2 separate regions of the Mus musculus genome follow, and region 2 is linked to region 1. The links are chromatin loops, found by intact Hi-C in ENCODE. Cell type or tissue: left cerebral cortex. All regions are shown on one strand. Each heading gives the region's core, and the rest is flanking DNA. Links, peaks and the distances in the headings are about the cores only. Region 1 has its middle 7.2 kb from the start of Gm32803. Region 2 overlaps Igsf3 (immunoglobulin superfamily, member 3).

Region 1 (5,371 bases), core at 137-5,136:
AAACATAAGACACTTCCTCTGCAGAAATAAACTTGCTTTATGAAGAAAAAAAAAAAAAAAAAAAAAAAAAAAAGAAAGCCTCGTCCCTCCCTAGCCCCTCCCTCGTTCAGAACCTCTCACACAAAGCCAGGCCTGCTTTCTGAGGCATTGCTCCCAGGGACTGAAACGCGGGCGCATGGGGTATTCGAATAGCTGTCAACGTTGTTCCGGAAGAGATTTTTTTTTTCCCCTGAAGTTTCCTTCCAGTTCTGACACTGTGTGATTGATTGGTTGATTGTCTGCCTTCTCATGGTGTTTTACCAAGTCAACAACTACTTTTTACTTCTTTGATCTTGACTATTACCTTCACCCGTTCCTACTGGGAAAGAAAAACAGTTGGCCAAAAATAACACGGAATGACAGTATTCATCATGTTTCTTATTTCTGTGACCAAATATATGGCACAGGCAACTTGAGGAAGGGTTTGTGGGCTGAGGGATACAGTTCGTCGGGTGCGGGGAGGCATGGTGGCGGAGTGTGAGGCGGCTGGTCACACTGAACCCACCATCAGAGAGATGAATGCTTCTTCTTTTCCCTATTTTTTGGTACTGTGGGACCCCAGTTGATGAGATGAGGCCACCCCCATTCAGGGTGGGTCACTCTTCCTCAGTTCTACCTCTCTGCTAATGACCTCAGTGTCACACCCAGAGGTGGACCTTCTAGGTGATTCTACATCTGTTGAGGTTGACAGTGGAGAAGTACCACCATACCGCCCTACATGCATAGTAACAGGGCTTGGCCTCAGGCCTGCCTGTCCTGGAAGCTGCTCACCTTCCCAGCTTCCTTTGAGTCCCTGCCCCATCTTCGTTCTCCTGGTTCCAGCTCTCCTAACCTTAGCCCCCTTTGCCTTGCTCCTCCAGCTGTTTGTCGCTTGCCCTTCTGCCTTGGGCCAGTGCTCTTTCTTGGCTTGGAGAAGGTTCATGCCCCTTCCACCCCTGTCATCCCAGGCAGGTGGCACTTGAGACCCCTTGATGCTACTGACAAGATCACATCTGCCTACTGTAATCTTTTCTTTTGTAATGTAATAAAAAGAGGTGGGTTGCCCTGACAATTGAATTAAATCTATTCCTAAAATTCTCTAGCAGGGAACAGGTGAGTGTTTTAGGCCCCTGGAAGCCTGTGCTGGGATGACTTAGAGTGGAAAGCAGACTACTCATGTGCTGAATGCCAAGCACTGTGGGTGCCTCTTGCCCTTCACAGATGGGCCTCCTGCTGCCTTGAAAGGCAAGCCTTTTGCCGCCTGTCAAAACTCTGGTCATTCAGCAAAAGCATGCACAGAGACCTTTAGAAGCCTTCACGGTCTATGAGGATGGAGTTTCTCCTTCTTCATAGTTGAGCCTCCAGGGCACCTTTTCTAAACACCCACCATTAATGCAGGCACAGCACCATGGGGTGTGTGCAGGCACACACACACACACACACACACACACACACACACACACACACACGTTTGTCCTTACTTTGGCATCTAAGCCCTTGTTACATGCATATCTTTGCATGCCCACTCCCTGTCATAGTACCTGGTAATATTAGCACCTTGCAAGATCCAGAAATAAACTTTTTGGGGGGATCAAAACCCATCTAACCAGTCTGTTCACCCAGCATGCTCCTGGCTTGCTATTCTTCCTTCAATTAAAAAATAGTAATAATAAAGACATCCTTGTAGGTGTGCTTTAGGTAGGGAAAACCCCAAGAGAGGGTCCTGGACTCCCAGGTGCTAATGAGGAGGAAGGGATGAAGGGGAGAGAAGGGCAGAAGGGACCACACTGAAGACCGGCTGGACCTTCCTCTCTGCTGAAAGTTGGAGAGTAGCTGGAAGTGGAGGGGTGTGAGGATGGGTCATGAGAGTTCCATGCTCAGGCTTTTACTGCCGTGCACAATTATCCGACAGAAACAATTTCGGGAAGAGATGGTTTATTTTGGCACAGGTCTCAGAGGGATTTCAGTCTCCTGTGGTGGGGAAGTCATGGCAGCTGGCTGGCCACTCTACTACCTCCGGAGCCTAAGACAGAGGCTTCTCACAGGTGGAGACCAGGAGGCAGAGCTTGCAGGCCGGAACTGTCAAAGCCTGCCTCTAAGCCTTTCAGTCTTAAGGACAGATTCCGACAGCCAGGTCTCATTAGTTTAAGGCGCTGAGACCTTCCAAACAGCGCCACCAGCTGGCAAGAGGAGCTCACTGCAGAGCCTGCGGGGGGAGTCATTTCACATTCAAGCTCAACTCTGTTGCTTAGCTTAAGAAAGTTGGGCCTCCCCTCCCTCCCTCCCTCCCTCCCTCCCTCCCTCCCTCCCTCCCTCCCTCCCTCCCTCCCTCCCTCCATCCCTCCATCCCTCCTTCCTTCCTTGCGTCCCTCCCTCCCTTGGCTCCTTGAGCTCACCAGCTTGAGCCAGTGTAGGCCAGGACTGTTCCTGGAGCCCGTGATGTGCTTGTGTTCTGGAATGCTTGAGAATCAAAGCAGCTAGCTAGCTTGTCCTCCTGGTGTCTACGCCACTTCCCTCAAGTTGTGCTTAGTTTTTAATTGCTCCATTTCTTCCCTTTGTTTTCCTAGTTAAAGGCCACCAAAGAGTGGAATTGGGCATTTCAGCCGTTTGTGGTCACCGTTCATTTCATGGTCCTGTGCATTTATTAACTCTTATTTCCTCTCTATAATCTCCCTTTCCCCCTGATATTTGTAAAAGCGCATCTTATTCTCCTTAATTGCATTGCTGGCATGATCTAATTCCTATTTTCCCCTTCCGTATCTTTGCTTTAACTGGCGCTACATTCCCTGTTTTTCTCCCTTTCTCTTTGCAGACACAAATGTTATTTCTTTCCCTCCAGATCTCCTTCAGTCTTCAGGGAGATCATGTTGATTGTATTTTGCTTCTCATTTAGAAAAAGTCCCCGACTGAATTTTAATTATGTGTGGGTCCCTACTTGCCCAAAAAACACCCAGCCCCAGTCTAGAGTCAAACAAAGTGCTCCAAGTCCCTCTGTAGCAGGGGCAGGCGACTCCTCTGAGTCCCTCTAGTCCCTCCCAGGGGCTTCAGGTCCCTCCAGTCCCTCTGCGGCAGGGGCAGGCAGGCGACTCCTTCCGGTTTACTGCCTGGATGGAAAGCTGAGCCTGGGGCAAGGAGGAAGAAAGGAGGCTGCCTGTCTGATGGCTTCCTTTCAGCTGCTGTGCACAGACTGGGGTGAAACTAATGACAGAAAGATCTAGATGCCCAGCGGGCTCTGCCTGGTAGATAATTAGGTGTTCATCGGCAGTGACGAGGTCACTCAACTTCCCGTTTGTTGGTAGCAGGTCTGAGCATCCATCTGAATGCTGGCCATTTTGCCATCTGTGACTCAAGCCACCACAACCCCAGCACCCCTGTGTATTTTGCCCGTCCCCTCATTTGGCTCCTATCTTCTTCTGTTGTGACCCCATGGCTACTTGTGTATCTCTTTTACCTATCCAAAATTTAATCCCCCTCCTTACTCTTTTGCAACATAAATGAGTTTTGGATTCCATAGTCCCCATGGCTATTAGCCTGGCTACCTGTTATTCTACAAACATCCGTACTCCCATCCCCACTCTTCCTTCAACCCCCATGTGTGACAACCATCAGTTGACACCACATTGGACATCCCCATTAAACACCCCAGGCCAACATGAGCATGGGGTGGCCATTCATCCTCCTCCCTCGATTGACACCTCTGGTTTCTCTCCTCATTATCTCTGCCTCCCTCCCACCCGCCAAACCCACTCGCCACCCCTGTCACCTAGCCTTAGGGAAGCTGACTTTGTCTGTAATCTAGGAACCACAGGTGAGGATCAGACAGAATATAGTCAGCAGGGTTCTATCCTCAAACTATCCTCCTTGGGCCAGGGTGAGCATGTGACAGATTCGGGCCAACCCCACTCAAGAGGGCATTATTGCGGACATCTAGAACAAAAAGCTTCTATTTTGTAAACATAAAACAGCTCTCACCTCAGAAGGAATAAAAGATAATTTGCCAGTCTAATATCTAATATTGGTGACCATGGCCTTGGGACATGGATTCAATCAGACAGTCTTGGACAGTGTGTTCTAATGAATGGAAATGGTTTCATAGTTACCAAAAAAACAACAACAACAACAACAAGCCATAGGTCAATGTTGAACACACTGGTGGAAGTTCAAGGCATATTCTAACAAAACAAGTACGTCTCTGTTCTAGGTTTCAGATGTTGTCTGAGGTCATTCTTATCTTTTGGGCTGGTATATGCTAGCAAACTATTAATTCATTCCAACCTGTGTCACCAATAGTCGAAGGATGTGAGGCCAGAGGTGAGCACTGAATAACTATTAAATGGACTGAAGATAGCCCAATATAAATTAGTCCTGGATCTGTAACATTGCAACTCACCACAATCTCGGGCTTCTAGTCAATTTATCAGCCATATAGAATCCGTTACACAGGTGTGGCTGCCCCACTCTACCCTCCCCAGGAACTTCAGGTCGCATTAGTCTTCTGAGAGAACTTCCAGACAGGTCTGAGCTGACAGTAGACATCTTTAGCACCATATGTGAAGAGCTGAAAATGAAGTCAGAGTAGAATACCAATAGACACGGGAGAACAGAGCTTTGATCTTACCGCCTCCACTCATGTCATGCTTGAGCCCCACCCCTGCATCTCATCCACAGGCTAATCAGGCCAGCACCACCTCTGACCCCAAGCTCTCCCTACATCTGACCTCACCCTCCTAATCCTCCCACTCAAACCCCATAGTAACCTGCATAGGGGTCTCTCTGCCTCTGCCAAGTCAGGCTTGAAAACCTGAAGTCACAGGAGACAGCTACTCTCCTCAGAACCCTAAAGACACTGCAAGAGCAGTACCCCAATCCTCAGCACCTGGCTGCTCCCCTCTGAGCAACTCTCCTAATTCTGCATCCTGTCAGCTCGCTCCATCCCCACTGGCCTCTTAGCTCCTGCCTCAGGACCTTTGCACATGCCATTCTGTCTCTCAGCCATGGTCTCCCACAAGTGGCAGTATGGCTGGCTCCCATTTGCCACATAGGCTTCAGGTGAGCCATTGAGACCATGTCTGCCTAACATGGAACCCTCTTGCCACTCCAACCCTTGGCTTTGCTTCGTCTCTCTAGAACACCTTACCATTACCTGACAGACTCATATTTACATCTGTGTGGCTATACCCACTCATCAGCACCCTTAGAACGTGTGGGCTCGTCTTCTTTGCTAATGAATATAGAAACTTCTAGAACACCTCCTGGCACCAGGCAGGCTCTCAGTAAAGCACCATCAATTGATTGGTTGGGTGAATTAAAGGCTCTTGTCCTTAGTTTGAGTGAGGCATTTTAAACTGGGTTC
Region 2 (5,371 bases), core at 74-5,073, 100 kb before region 1:
CCTGCAGGCAACCTATCAAACCACACCCTGTCCAGTCCCCAGAGCCCAGTCCCTGGGAAGGAGCCCTCCCCCAGCTAGCTCTACCTTTCTCTGTGTCGCAAGTCTACCCTGCTATCCACATGTCATGATCGCTTCTTTCCCATTAAGGCTTCAAACAATCAAGAGCAAAGGCTAGAGACTTCTGAGCTCAAGTGCTATGTGTGAAGAAAGGCGCTTAAGTCACTAATAAAATAAGGGTGATATATAGTGGCATGTTGGATCTAAAGGCTAGAAATACTGGCACTAGATCCCCGGTCCCTAGGGTGTAATGTCCCATATAATAAGACCTCAAAAAAAAAAAAAAATCAGTTGGTTGAATGAATGAATGAATGAACAAACGAACGAGTAGTCATCCTGCTTTAGAGAGGATGGGGTCTGCCCTGCCCCTTGGCACCAGGCACCACGGCAATCACCAGCAAGCCCACGAGGGGACAGCACGTACGTGTTGCTGGCAACACAGCACCCTTCCCTGATCAGCCCTGATTTCTCACCGCCCACCCCTTCCATGATCCAAATGCAGGATTCCATGGGAGGGTCTGGACAGCATCCAGGACTATTTATCTTCCAGGCTTTAAAACAAAGTGTGACAAATGGCGCTGCAGATCTACTGGGCCATGGTACAGAGCAGATGGAACCACGCAATTCACACGCTAGCTCAAATCCTAGCTAATACTCTTTCAAATTAGGGCATTTTATCTAGAAATTTTATAAAAAGCATTGTTTGGGGGTAGGATTACGCTTGTAAGTTTGCCAGCTGCCCTCACTGACCAAAGAGTTCCCTCAATCTCCTTTATGTCCCCTGACCAAAAAGCCTAAGTGCGAAGAAGGATGGGTTTCTAGGGTGCACAGTTGTAAAGTAACCCCACCCCCACCCTCCCCACCTCCACCCCATCCCCCCACCCCCCAACCAACCCACAGCCGCAAGCTTGACTGTCCTGTCTATATAGGCATCTCTCCATGAAAGGAAGGTCTCTACTGACAACAGCCCAGACGAGGGGCTCTTCCTTTGGGACAGGGGACATTGCTCAGTGGTAAAGAGCTTGGTTAGCATATGCAAGACCCAGGCCAGGTTCCAGCCAGGGAAAGAAAGGAGGAGGGAAAAGAAAGGGAAAGAAGAGGGGAAGAACGGGTAGGAGGGAAGAGGAGAGGAAGGGAGGGAGTAGAAGGTGGGAGAGGGGGAAAAGAGGAAAGAAAGAGGGAGGAGAGAGGATGGGGGAGGGGAATAGCAGAAGAGAGGGAAAGAAAAGAAAGTCCTCTTTTGAGCCAGCCCCAACAGGGCTCTGAGGTCTTGGATCCGGGACAAGCTATTCAGTGGGTAGCAGCTGAGTGCGTCCACCAACAGGCTGCTGGCACCGGTACCAACACTCCAGGACATCATGGGCACAGTCTGCTCTTACGGGCCAGCCCTGCTTCCCACCTCTTACAAACAGGCTCCAGCCTGTCGATGGCCCTCTGTGTGTTGTCAGAACTGCGTACTGTTTCTCTCCAGGTCTGACCAGGATGGAGCCAGCAGACCCAGGGACACAAGACGGCGTTGTTTGGGGACTTCATTGCACAGGCGATGCCTGCCAAGTAACACCCCACCCCCCCACTATCCCATCAGTCTCCACCGCACACAGTATGTATCTGGATTCTGAGTCCAGTAGACCCAAACTGTCTACCAATCTGAACAGCAGCTGCCCTTCTTGCTTTAGAACCATACAGATAAGGGCTGGGCATATGGCCTGGTGTAGAGTGCTCAACTAGCATGGTGAGACTCTGGATTTAATTCCTAAGACCATGAAGGCCAACAGACACAGACACTTTCTAGACACTTTCAAACTTACTAGGAAAATGCAGTTAAGAGTAGACTCCCTCGACACACCAAGGCAGAATTCTGAAACCCTCTTTCTCTGCTGTATTCAAGGTCTTTCTGAATTTTGGAGATATCTGCACTGGCTCCATCAATCCAGCCCACCAATCACCACCAGGCAGGTCCAATGTGGGGGGGATAAACATCAAGTACAAAGTTCTTATCTAGAGACTCGAGGCTTAATTAGTATCTCGTGTAGCTCAGGCTGGCCAGAAACTCATGATATAGCTGCAGATAATCCTGCCACCTGAGCCTCTAGGTGGCTGGGATGAACTTGGTTTTCTGGCCCCACTCCACCTCTGCTGCCCGACTTCCACTGATCCCTCCAAACACTATTCTGTGACCTGGTGAGCGGAAAGCCATCACCCCCAAGCCCACCATCTATAAATCATAGCTCTGGTTTTTCCATATATTGTCATTTGTGGGCAACCCAAAAAACAAGGAGGAAGAGGAAGGAAGAGACAAACTACAGAAGGAAGCGGGGACAGAAGAAGGAACAACCGGGAAGACAGCAACCGGCTCTGACAGGCCAGGCCCTCCACTGAGGGCTTTACATGTGACTGCATTCAACTCCACTTCAGCCACACATGGAGATACCACACATCCAGCCGGGCCGGCATATCTGCCCAGGGTCCCACGGAGCATGTGCAGCCTGAGCCATTCCACCCACGTGGCTTCCCAGGGAAGTCCCAGGAAAGGAGACAAGCGTGGGATTTAGGACAAAAGCAGAGCTGGTGCCAGTGTACGGTGGGAGGGAAGCTCACCCAGGAGACACCTTGGCCAGAGTCTGGGGTAAGTGAGCAGACAGGTCTCGCAGCCCAGGAGCAGGTACCAGGAGCACCATTCCCTTCTACATGATCGGTCAGAGCCCTTGTGGAGCTGAGGATAACAGTTCAACCGCTAAGATGGGATGTGGGGTACGCTGGAAGTGGGTGAACACGGGAAGCAGCAGAGTGTGCGGACAGCCAGGGAAGTCCTGTTGGTGAGCAGCTAGAGACAGATCAGATCCTCTACCGGGTAACATCTATTCAACCCTTCCTTCTCACCCGTCTGGAGCCTACTGATCCTCAGCAAGGCTCAGTGCAGTCCCATTTCTTCCACACCCATCCTCCCTACTTGTGTGCAAACCACAGGTGTGGAGACAGGTGTGAGCCAACTGTAGGTGACAGACGGAAGCCGCTTTTCAGATCCGTCTCGCAGAAGCCTGGAGCACTCCTGGCTCAGCCTTCTGCCTCCCCTGTTCCTACCTTCTCCAGGAGGAAAGGTGAAAACCCGGCAACAAGGCTTCCCCAGATCACCGGGAGGTGTAACTCTGCTTTCTCCACCCCTTGATACAGACGGCTAGGAAATACCTGGAGTCACGGGCCTCTAGGAACTCAAAGCCACGAGTTATCCTTGGGTGATAAAGAAACTCGCTTCCTCGGGATCAGAAAACCAAAAGATGCTGCGCTATCTGACCTCAGTCTAGAGAGTAGCCCCAGAAGACACAGTGACCCTTCCCCATCCCCCTTTTTGGAGATAAGGGTCCCCTACATTGCTTATTTTGATCAGGTTGGTCTTAAATTTACAACGGTCCTACCTCAGCCTCCCTCAATAGCTGAGACTACTATAGGCGCATGCACCCTACCCATCCAGCAGCCATCTCAAGCCATTTATTTTAAATTCTTTATTATGCACGTATGTGGGTGGGTGCGTGTACGTAGGTGCACGTAGCACATGTCACAGAACATGGTGTCGGGGGACACTCACAGGAGTCAGCTCACTCCTTCAATCAGCTGGGTCCTGGGAATCAGACTCTAGGTGATCAGCCTTACCCAGTGGGCCACCTCACCAGCCTTTATTTTCGAGTCAGGGTTTTGCTACGTTGCCCAAACTGGCCTGAAACTTCTTCCTCCACCCTCTGAGTAGCCGGGACTACAGACAAGCACCACTATGCTTGGCTTACTTTTTCAATAGGGAAGATTTTAAACATTCACAAAGTATAAACATGAAATACCCATGCCATCCATGGTGTGCCAAATCCTAACATTTTGCTCTCTTTGCTCTAGGCCAGTGGTTCTCAATCTTCCTCATGCTGCGACCCTTAATACACTCCATGTTCTGGTGACCCCAACCATAAAATTATTTCATTAACACTTCATATACCTGATATGCAGGCGGTCTTAGCTGACCCCTGTGAAAGAGTCATTCGACCCCCAAAGGGGTTACGACCCACAGGTTGGGAACCTCTGCTCTAAGCTTTGTCTCCAGGAGGGAAAAACACTGTAGGTTCGGCTCAGGTTGCTGTTTTGCCACTTTTCCAACCCTGTCAGTCCCGCCTGCCCCAGAGCAGCCATAGTTATCAGTCTTGCACACTTACACTTTCACTGCACAGTCGTAAACAAGGCAGAGCTTTGCATGTCTTAAAACCATCAAAAAATGGCATCACTCTGCAGGTACCGCTCTGCATCATTCTTTTTTGACTTGAGGAAGCATTTTCTACAGTAATCCTGTTGACACAGGTCAAAGCATTTGTTTCAATTGCTGTGTGTCAGAGCCTGCTATACTAACAGTGGGTGCTGCCCAGTGAACTCATTTTCCAGCCGATGAACTTTCATCTGGCCCGAGACTTTCCAGTGCAATCTTGAGTCTTCTAACTGTCCCCGAGGGACCTCTCACCCCCACCAGGCACCGTTCAGATCTCTGCAACTCTGCTGCCCTGATTTATAGTCCCCAGACAGCATTCCAGTGTTCTGAACTTGTGTCTTCCGCAACTCAAACTATTGTTTGACATTTCCACTGATCTAGTGGGATTGAAAGGTTACCTTCTTGTTACTCTGAAAATGAATTTTTAAGTGGAAAAATAAATTCCTAATACATTCAGCTTAACAGACGAGAGTTTTGAACAGTACATGGGAATACACTAGCAGACCTTGTATTTTCTTGGACATCATTGGGGGTGGGGGCGCGTATGTAAAGCAAGTTGAGCCACGAGGTGACAACTGTGAGAAGCAGGCACATGGAGTTTCATTATCTTTTGGTACCCATTTGACATTTTCCACAGTAGTAAAGGAAGGAGAACTGTGATATACCTGCCCAGGCTGTCCAGAGAAGGCAGCGGGAGGCAGACATGTCTACAAGTAGAGGTGGTGTCTGCAGGTGAGGCTAAAGGGCGGGAAAGGGAGGCCAGGAGAGGTTGGTGAGTTGTGTTGTTTTCACTCTGAAGTTACCAACGCTAGCAAACTCACATTCCTAGTGTCCCTGTATAACCTGGCGACACTTAGCAAAAGGTTTTGAGGTGTTATAAAACCCCTGAAGCTGGAGAGATGGCTCAGTGGTTAAGAGCATGTGCTGTTCTTAAGTTCACTTTCTAGCATCCACATTAGAAACCCACAACTACATCTCTACCAACTCTGACACCTCTGTCCTCTATGGACACCTGCACTCTTATGCACAAGCATACATACACATACACACACACACACACACACACACAGAGTT

The links. A loop is a pair of places that touch in the nucleus more often than their neighbours do. Peaks named below come from ENCODE experiments on the same cell type or tissue, not always from the same donor. Only the 100,000 strongest peaks of a DNase experiment are listed, where the experiment ranks them.
Region 2: a loop joins it to region 1, with 2.3 times the contacts of the local background. A loop is called at or near these places in 1 of 42 quality-filtered maps.

What each region holds. Positions count from the first base shown.
Region 1 is chr3:101,301,105-101,306,475 of GRCm38, reverse strand. It overlaps the pseudogene Gm10355. Among named protein-coding and RNA genes, the nearest start is that of Gm32803, 7.2 kb to the right of the region's middle. In left cerebral cortex, for the core only: a CTCF peak has its summit at 2,186 (motif pointing left); a DNase peak (open chromatin) is centred at 2,184.
Region 2 is chr3:101,400,863-101,406,233 of GRCm38, reverse strand. The region is part of intron 2 of Igsf3 (immunoglobulin superfamily, member 3); the gene reads right to left. Among named protein-coding and RNA genes, the nearest start is that of Igsf3, 26 kb to the right of the region's middle. In left cerebral cortex, for the core only: no CTCF peak of the experiment used is centred there; DNase peaks (open chromatin) are centred at 575, 1,392 and 2,574.